2 separate regions of the Homo sapiens genome follow, and region 1 is linked to region 2. Evidence: read pairs that join two places in POLR2A ChIA-PET (ENCODE). Cell type or tissue: PC-9. All regions are shown on one strand.

The links. ChIA-PET counts read pairs that join two places held together with the same protein. Peaks named below come from ENCODE experiments on the same cell type or tissue, not always from the same donor. Only the 100,000 strongest peaks of a DNase experiment are listed, where the experiment ranks them.
Region 1: POLR2A ChIA-PET joins it to region 2 with 5 read pairs; 2 of 35 experiments call an interaction of 5 or more read pairs at or near these places.

Annotation. Positions count from the first base shown.
Region 1 is chr5:98,413,090-98,417,089 of GRCh38, reverse strand. No RefSeq gene overlaps it. Among named protein-coding and RNA genes, the nearest start is that of LINC01846, 250 kb to the right of the region's middle. In PC-9, no CTCF peak of the experiment used is centred here; a DNase peak (open chromatin) is centred at 1,939; H3K27ac peaks cover 1,004 bases.
Region 2 is chr5:98,467,480-98,471,479 of GRCh38, reverse strand. No RefSeq gene overlaps it. Among named protein-coding and RNA genes, the nearest start is that of RGMB-AS1, 300 kb to the left of the region's middle. RefSeq lists an enhancer at 1,989-3,188. In PC-9, no CTCF peak of the experiment used is centred here; no DNase peak of the experiment used is centred here; H3K27ac peaks cover 816 bases.

The DNA.
Region 1 (4,000 bases), 54 kb after region 2:
GTAGGTGAAGTATAATAGATTTTAGATGATTACAAATCACTTCACTTGTGATTTGGCACTTACTTCTCAGATTAACAAATCATGTAAAAATGATTCAACCATTGCATATTAAAAGCTTGGAGATAAAGTTGATTGTATCTATTTCACTGAGTTTAAAAAGATTTTCTATAACTGTTCACACAGTCCTGCAACATTACACACAATTTTCACAAGTTATTGTGGAAATACAAGGTAAAGGCTTATTTCATTAATACATCATTTGGAGAAAACATGAAAAGTGCTTTAAAATGCTAATTTTGTTCAGGCATGATCTGAACAAGAATGACTTAGATGTTAGACATTGTGGTCATTCTCATTTTTAAAGAATACCAGTGAGTCATATTTTTGCAAGTTGATCTCAAAGAATTTGTCTAAGAGATTAAAAAGTATATATTACATTGGTTATTAAGAACTTGATTATTTAGTAGAGTTGGCTGTGTTTTACAGAATATCACTCTAAAAGATAGGACAGATAATAATGATAAGAATAAATAACTGTTAGTTTCTATGTTCCATCTTCTTTTCATTCAAGCCTCTCAACACACATTGAACATGATGGCTCTAGCTAAGTAATCAAAAGACAATTTAAAAAATTGCCTATTTAGCAATGTTTCTATCAAAATAGTAGGCTATCTCCTAGAACATTAAAAAAAAGCCGGCTAATTATTGAAATAAACAGCTCTTAAATATCGATCTTATTTCAGTGAAGATTTGTTGCTTGCTCACATCACATAGTCCATGGCAGTCTGGCATATCTCTTCAAAATAGTGATGCGGAAGCTCATCCTCTCCCTTCATCTTTTGGTGCCTGTTCAACACATGACCTGCATGCTTGCCTCAGAAGTGGAAAGAGAGTGGAGGATAGCTTGTGGGAGATTTAAGGGACTAGGGATTGAAATGGCACCTATTCCATCAACCAAAGTGGAGTCATATGGCCCCACCACCTTTAAGGATGGGGCGGGGGGGGGAATATAGTGCTCAGGAGAGGCAGAAAAAGAAATGGGTTTAGTAAGAAAATAGCAGCATTTGAGTTTCACTCTTTAATTAAGTCAGAGTATTAATGCTCACACTATGTTGGCCGTGGAAGTAGGCCATTCAAATCTCTGTCAAGTGGACCTGCTGAGGGGACCATAGTTGATTTATAGCCCCAGCTGTTACACATTTGAGTCAATACCTCAAGCTGATGTAAGTCAATGATTGAGCTTAGTGGGAATGCAAGAACCAGACCATTAATGCTCAAAGTGAGATTTCTCCAAGAGCAACTGGTTCTTAAAGTCCACCATTGACCTGGCCTGGCCAAGATGTTCTTGGAACTGCAGTTTTCAGAGATTGCTTCTAACTCATTTTTTCTTCCCTCTCTTCTTTCACAAGTGTCAGACCTATAGGGTGGTTTAAAGGCTCTTCTTGTCACTCTTACTCCCACTTTTATCTTTCACAGAGCCACCGCAATAAATCTCTTGACTGTCTAATTGTATTTTGATTTTTCCTTACTGGAGGACCTGAACTGACAGAAATGGAGCTAGGATTGATTTATTTAGAAAATAAGATGAGTTTTGAGAATGAGTCACTCTCTACCTGACTAACAAAGATGAGCTTGTTTTAAGGGGAAAGTGCAGCATGGATAATCCCCATCCCAAAATAATGGCCTAATTCCTGAAGGGCCCTGGGAAAATGTCCTGGTATAGAGAAATGATTTTGCTGGTGCAATGTTTCAGGCATTTATGAGATATGTGGAGAACAACTCCTTTTTAAGGACTGTGGAGTTGCCTAGTTACTACTACTTGTATTGACACTGAGGGTGATTAACAGTTAAATACTTTGGTAGCTTATAAAAATCCCCTCCTCATCTGTAGAAAGACCAGCCTGGAGTCATGTATTAGTCAACCAAGTCTGTCATAATAGAATGCCACAGGCTGCATGACTTAAACAACAGAAATTTTTTTCTCAAATTCTAATGACTGGAAGTTCAAGATCAGGGTGCCAGTGGAATTGTTGTCTGATGAGAGCTCTCTTCTTGGCCTGCAGATGATCAACCACTTTTTTGCTGTGTCCTCACATGGCCTTTCCTCTCTGCATGGTCAAAGATAATTTTAGATTAGATTAGAGGTTTTTTTGATCAAGGGGAGAAGAATATAAGGCAGGATATTTGAAAATTCATTTACTTGGTGGTACTTTCTCAGGAGATGTGATTTAGTACCTTGCAAGGACTGAAGGGAATGAGGAAAACTTACTGCTGAGGTGGCCACTCAATGTATGGAAAATCAAAGGGCCATGCTGAGTAAAGTAGAAATTCGTTAATTTCCTTGCTATGTTGTAGAAATAGAATAAAATGTTTCAGGCATGCGGACATACTGGAATGGATATATTGTGCAAGGCCAGAAGGCCCACCAGATGATTATCTTCTATCACTAAGGCCATGAGGAATGTTCTGGTGAGAGGGTCTTTAGCATCACTGAGAAATTCAGGAGTGTATCTTCTCTTTAGGTTAGGGCTGATAGCAGGTGAGGGGCCCACAGACCTGGGCTCTTTAATAACCATGTGGATGATGAGGCACCAAAATAATAAACACCAGGGGGTACCATTTAAAATCAGAAACCAGGAGGTTACAATAACTATAACAATCCGAAAGTTCAGAGGGGCAGTCAAGATTCAGGGAGCTAGTTAATAGAGGATGGCTACAGAGGAAAAATAGATGGGCAGCCAACAAGGGTGTTGCTTAATATCTAGAACCAGAACATGGTAAGAATGGAAGAGCAGGAGGCTGCAGGGAGTCACTTCAATGAGCAATCATAATTCCTTGCTCAGTTTCCAGATCTGAGCTAATTTTCAAATACAGCAACTACTGACAGAAGAAGTAGCCAGATTTTCTAGAGGAAAGAGCTGCCAGTATGTACTGCAATGACTCCCAGTTCAACCTCAAAAGAGCCCATGATCACTTGAGTGCTTTCGCACTGGAGAAAGGGTCACGCCTAGACATTTTTAGAATGATTTTACAGAGAATCCAAGTTGATATTCATACTACGGGACTCAAAGCTCATTATTGTTCCCTGAGAGAGTAGGGAGTACAAGGGCTAAGTAATAAATGGAGTCCTGGCTAAAAGTTAAGCTATTGGGTTCCTGGGTAGAAGCACCTAATTATTATTTCCCTGGTCTTTGAGTGTATAATAGGAAATGATATTCTTGGCAGTTGGATAACATCCATCTGAGTCTTTGACCTGTGAAGTAAGAGTTATCACAGTGAATACCAGTGCCAAGTGGAAAACTCTGAAAATGCTCTTCACAGCCCCCTGACCAAGATATTCAATTGAAAAATACTATAACACCTTGCAGGAAATGGTTGGGATTACTGCTTCAGTTACAGATCTAAAAGTTAAGGGGATGGTGGTCCTTATTATGTCACCATTTAATTTTCCAGCATTTATCCATTTTATGTAGGGGCCTGATAGTCAAATTGGTGACTTACTTTGTTCAGCTTGTTGTAGACTGTCACAAACTTAGTAAAATCACATTCCATTTACAGCTTCCATGCTGACTGTGGTATTATTGCTAGAACAGATTAATAAGTACTTAAGTATATGGAATTCAGCCATTGACTTGGGGAATGCCTTCCTTTTTATTTCAACTAGAAAGAAGGATTAGAAAAAGTTCAAGTTTGTATAGAATGAACACGAATATTCACTTACAGATTTGCTCCAGAGTTATGTCAATGCTTGTCCTCTCTGACACAATATATTCCAAAGAGATATGGATTCTCTGACATCTCACAGAATGTCACATAGATCCATTATATTGATGACATCATGCAGACTGCACTAGATAAGCAGGAATGGTTAGTGCCCGCCCTGGAGACCTTGGTAAGATACATGAACTCCAGAGGAAGGGACACAAATCCTGTAAGATTCAGGGCAAAGTCATCTGCAACAGAAAATTATATACCTTTTCAGAAACAGTTCCTGACAATA
Region 2 (4,000 bases):
GAAAGTGTCTATCATTTCCATCTTTATGTCCATATATACCCATTGACTAGCTCCTACTTATAAGTGAATACATGTGGTGTTTGATTTTCTGTTTCTGAGTTATTTCATGTAGGATACTGGCCTCTTGCTACATCCATGTTGGTGTGAAGGACAAGATTTTATTCTTTTTTATGGCTGTGTAACATTTCATGGTGTATATATGTATCACATTTTCTTTATCCAGTCCATTGTTGACAGACACTTAGATCGATTCCATGACTTTGCTATTGTGAATAGTGCTGCAATAACATACAAGTGCAGGTGTCTTTTTGATAAAATGATTTCCTTTCCTTTGGGTAGATACCCAGTAGTGGGACTGCTGGGTTGAATGGTAGTTCTATTTTTAGTTCTTTGAGAAATCTCCATACTGTTTTCCATAGGGATTGAACTAATATGCATTTCCACCAACAGTATATAAGTGTTCCATTTACTCTGCATACTTGCCAACATCTGTCATTTTTTGACTTTTTATTAATAGCCATTCTGGCTGGTGTGAGATGGTATCTCATTGTGGTTTTAACTTGCATTTCTCTGATGATGAATGATGTTGAGCATTTTTTTATATTTTTTTGGCTACTTGTCTGTCTTCTTTGGAGCGGTGTCTGTTCATGTCATTTGCCTGCTTTTCAACGGGGCTGTTTTATTCTTGTTAATTTGTTAAATTCCTTGTAGATTCTGAATATTAGTCCTTTGTTAGATGCATAATTTGAAAATATTTTCTTCCACTCTGTAGGTTGTCTGTTTACTCTGTTGATTGTTTACTAAGCTCCTTAATTAAGTTCCATTTATCTATTTTTGTTTTCATTGCATTTGCTTTTGAGGTTTTAGTCATAAATTCAAGGACAATGTTCAGAAGAATCATTTCCAGGTTTTCCTGTAGGATTTTTGCAGTTTCAGGTCTTACATTTAAATCTTTAATCTATCTCGAGTTCATTTTTTTGTATATGGTCCCATACCTCCCTCTATATCCAAAAATTAACTCGGATTGATTTGAGATTCCTCAAGAGGAATCCTTTCTTCTGGATATTGCTATCTAGTTTTCCCAACACCATTTATTTAATCCTTTCCACATTGTCAATTTTTGTCAACTTTGCTGAAAATCAGTTGATGGTAGGTATGTGGCTTTATTTCTGTGTTCTCTATTCTGTTTCATTGATCTATATGTCTATTTTTGTACCAGTACCATGCTGTTTTGGTTACTATAGTTTGAAGTTGGGTGATATGTTGCCTCTGGCTTTCTCCTTTTTGCTTAGGATTGCTTTGACTATTCATGCTCTTTTTGGTTTGGTATAAATTTTAGATATTTTTATTCTAATGCTATGATAAACAGTGTTGGTAATCTGACAGGTATTGTGTTGAATCTGTAGATTGCTTTGGGCCATATAGTCATTTTAAGAATATTGAGACTGGGCACGGTGGCTCACGCTTGTAATCCCAGCACTTTGCGGGGCTAAAGCCGGCAGATCATTTGAGGTCAGGGGTTCAAGACGAGCCTGACCAACATGGTGAAACCCCGTCTCTACTAAAAATACAAAAAAATTAGCCTGGCTTGGTGGCGCATTTCTGTAGTCCCAGCTACTTGGGAGGCAGAGGCAGGAGAATTGCTTGAACCTGGGAGGCGGAGGTTGCAGTGAGCTGAGATCACACCACTGCACTCCAGCCTGGGTGACAGAGCGAGACTCCATCTCAAGAAAAAAAAAAAAAAGAGAATATTAAGAATATTCCTGTCCACGAGCATGGGACCTTTTCCCATTTGTTTGTGTCATCTACAGTTTCTTTCATCAATGTTTTATAGTTCTTTTTCAGAGACCTTTCACCTCTTCGATTAAATGTATTCATAAGTATTTCTTTTATGTGTGTGGTACTGAGAGCTGAAGCTGGCTGGGCTTCTGGGCCAGGTGGGGACTTGGAGAACTTTTCTGTCTAGCTAAAGGATTGTAAATGCACCAATCAGTGCTCTGTGTCTAGCTAAAGGTTTGTAAATGCACCAGTCAGCACTCTGTCAAAATGGACCAATCAGCAGGATGTGGGTGGGGCTAAATAAGGGAATAAAAGCAGGCAGTGGCAACTCGCCTGGGTCTGCTTCCACGTTGTGAAGCTTTGTTGTTTTGCTTTTTGCAATAAATCTTGTTGCTACTCAGTCTTTGGGTCCGCACTACCTTTATGAGCTGTAACACTAACCACGAAGGTGTGCAGCTTCACTTCTGAAGCCAGGGAGGCAACAAACCCACCAGGAGAAACAAACAACTCCAGAGGTGCCACCTTTAAGAGCTGTAACACTCACTGCGAAGGTCTGTGGCTTCACTCCTGGAGTCAAGTGAGACCACGAGCCCACTGGAAGGAAGAAACTCTGGACACATCTGAACATCTGAAGGAACAAACTCCGGACACACCATCTTTAAGAACTGTAACACTCACCTCGAGGGTCTGCGGCTTCATTCTTGAATTCAGCGAGATCAAGAACCCACCAGAAGGAACCAATTCTGGACGCAGTATTTGTAAATTGGATTGAATTCTTGATTTGGTTTTCAGCTTGAGCATTGTTGGTGTATAGAAAAGCAACTGGTTTTTCAGTATTAATTTTGTGTTCTGAAATTTTACTGATGTTGTTTATCAGGTCTAGAGGTGTTTTAGAGGATCTTTAGGGTCCTCTAGGTATAGGACCATGTGGCATACAATTTGACTCCTTCATTTCTCATTAGGATGCCTTTTATTTATTTATTTTTGTCTTGCCTGATTGCCCTGGCTAGGGCTTCCAGTACTGTATTGAATTAGAGTGGTGAAAGTGGACATCCTTATCTCGCTCCAGTTTTTAGGAGAAATACTTTCAACTTTAGCCTGTTCAATATGATGTTCACTGTGAGTTTGTCAAAATAATAATTATTATTTTGGGGTGTGTTCCTTTGATGCCTAGTTTGTTGAAGGTTTTTATCATGAAAGGATGTGGATTTTATTGAAGGCTTTTTCTGTGTACGTTGAGATGATCATACGGTTTTTGTTTTTAATTCTGTTTATGTGGTGAATCATACTTACTGATTCGTGTCTGCTGAATCATCCATGCATTCCAGGAATAAAGCTCACTTGGTCATGATGAATTCTATTTTTGATATGCTGTTGGATTCACTTTGATGGTATTTGTTGAAGATGTTTGTGTCTATGTTCATCAGGGATATTGGGCTGTAGTTTTCTTTTTTTGTTGTATCATTACCAGATTTTGTTGATAACTGTTTTGTAGAATGAGTTAGGGAGGAATCCCTCCTTGATTTTTTGGGAATAGTTTCCATTAAATCGATACCAGCTCTTTGTATGTCTGGGAAGATTTGGCTGTAAATCCATCTGGTCTAGGGCTCTTTTGTTTGGTAGATTTTTCATTACTTATTCAATTTTATAATTTGCTCTTGGGCTATTCAGGATCTCAACTTCTTCCTGGTCCAATCTTCGGAGGTTGTACATTTCTGAGAATTTATCCATTTTCTCTAGGTTTTTTGGTTTGTGTACATAGAGATGTTCACAGTTGTCTCTGAGGATCTTTCGTATTTCTGTGGTATAAGTTATAATGTCACCTTTGTCATTTCTGATTGTGTTTGAATATTCTCTCTTTTTTGTTGGTTATTATAGTTAATGGTCTGTCAATTTTATTTATCCTTTCAAAGAAAGAACCAACTTTCATTTCATTAATCCTTTGTATGATTTCTTTTGGTCTCAATTTCATTTAGTTCTGTTCTGATCTTTGTTATTTCTTTTTTGTTGGTAGCTTGGGGTTTCATTTGTACTTGTTTTTCTAGTTCCTTTAGGTGTGATATTAGGTTCTTAATTTGAGATGTTTTTTTATGTAGGCATTTAGTGCTATAAACTTTCCTCTTAACACTGCATTTACTGTATCCCAGAGCTTTTGGTATGTATGTTGTGTCTCTATTTTCATTTGTTTCAATTGTATTTTTTTTACTTCTGTCTTAGTTTT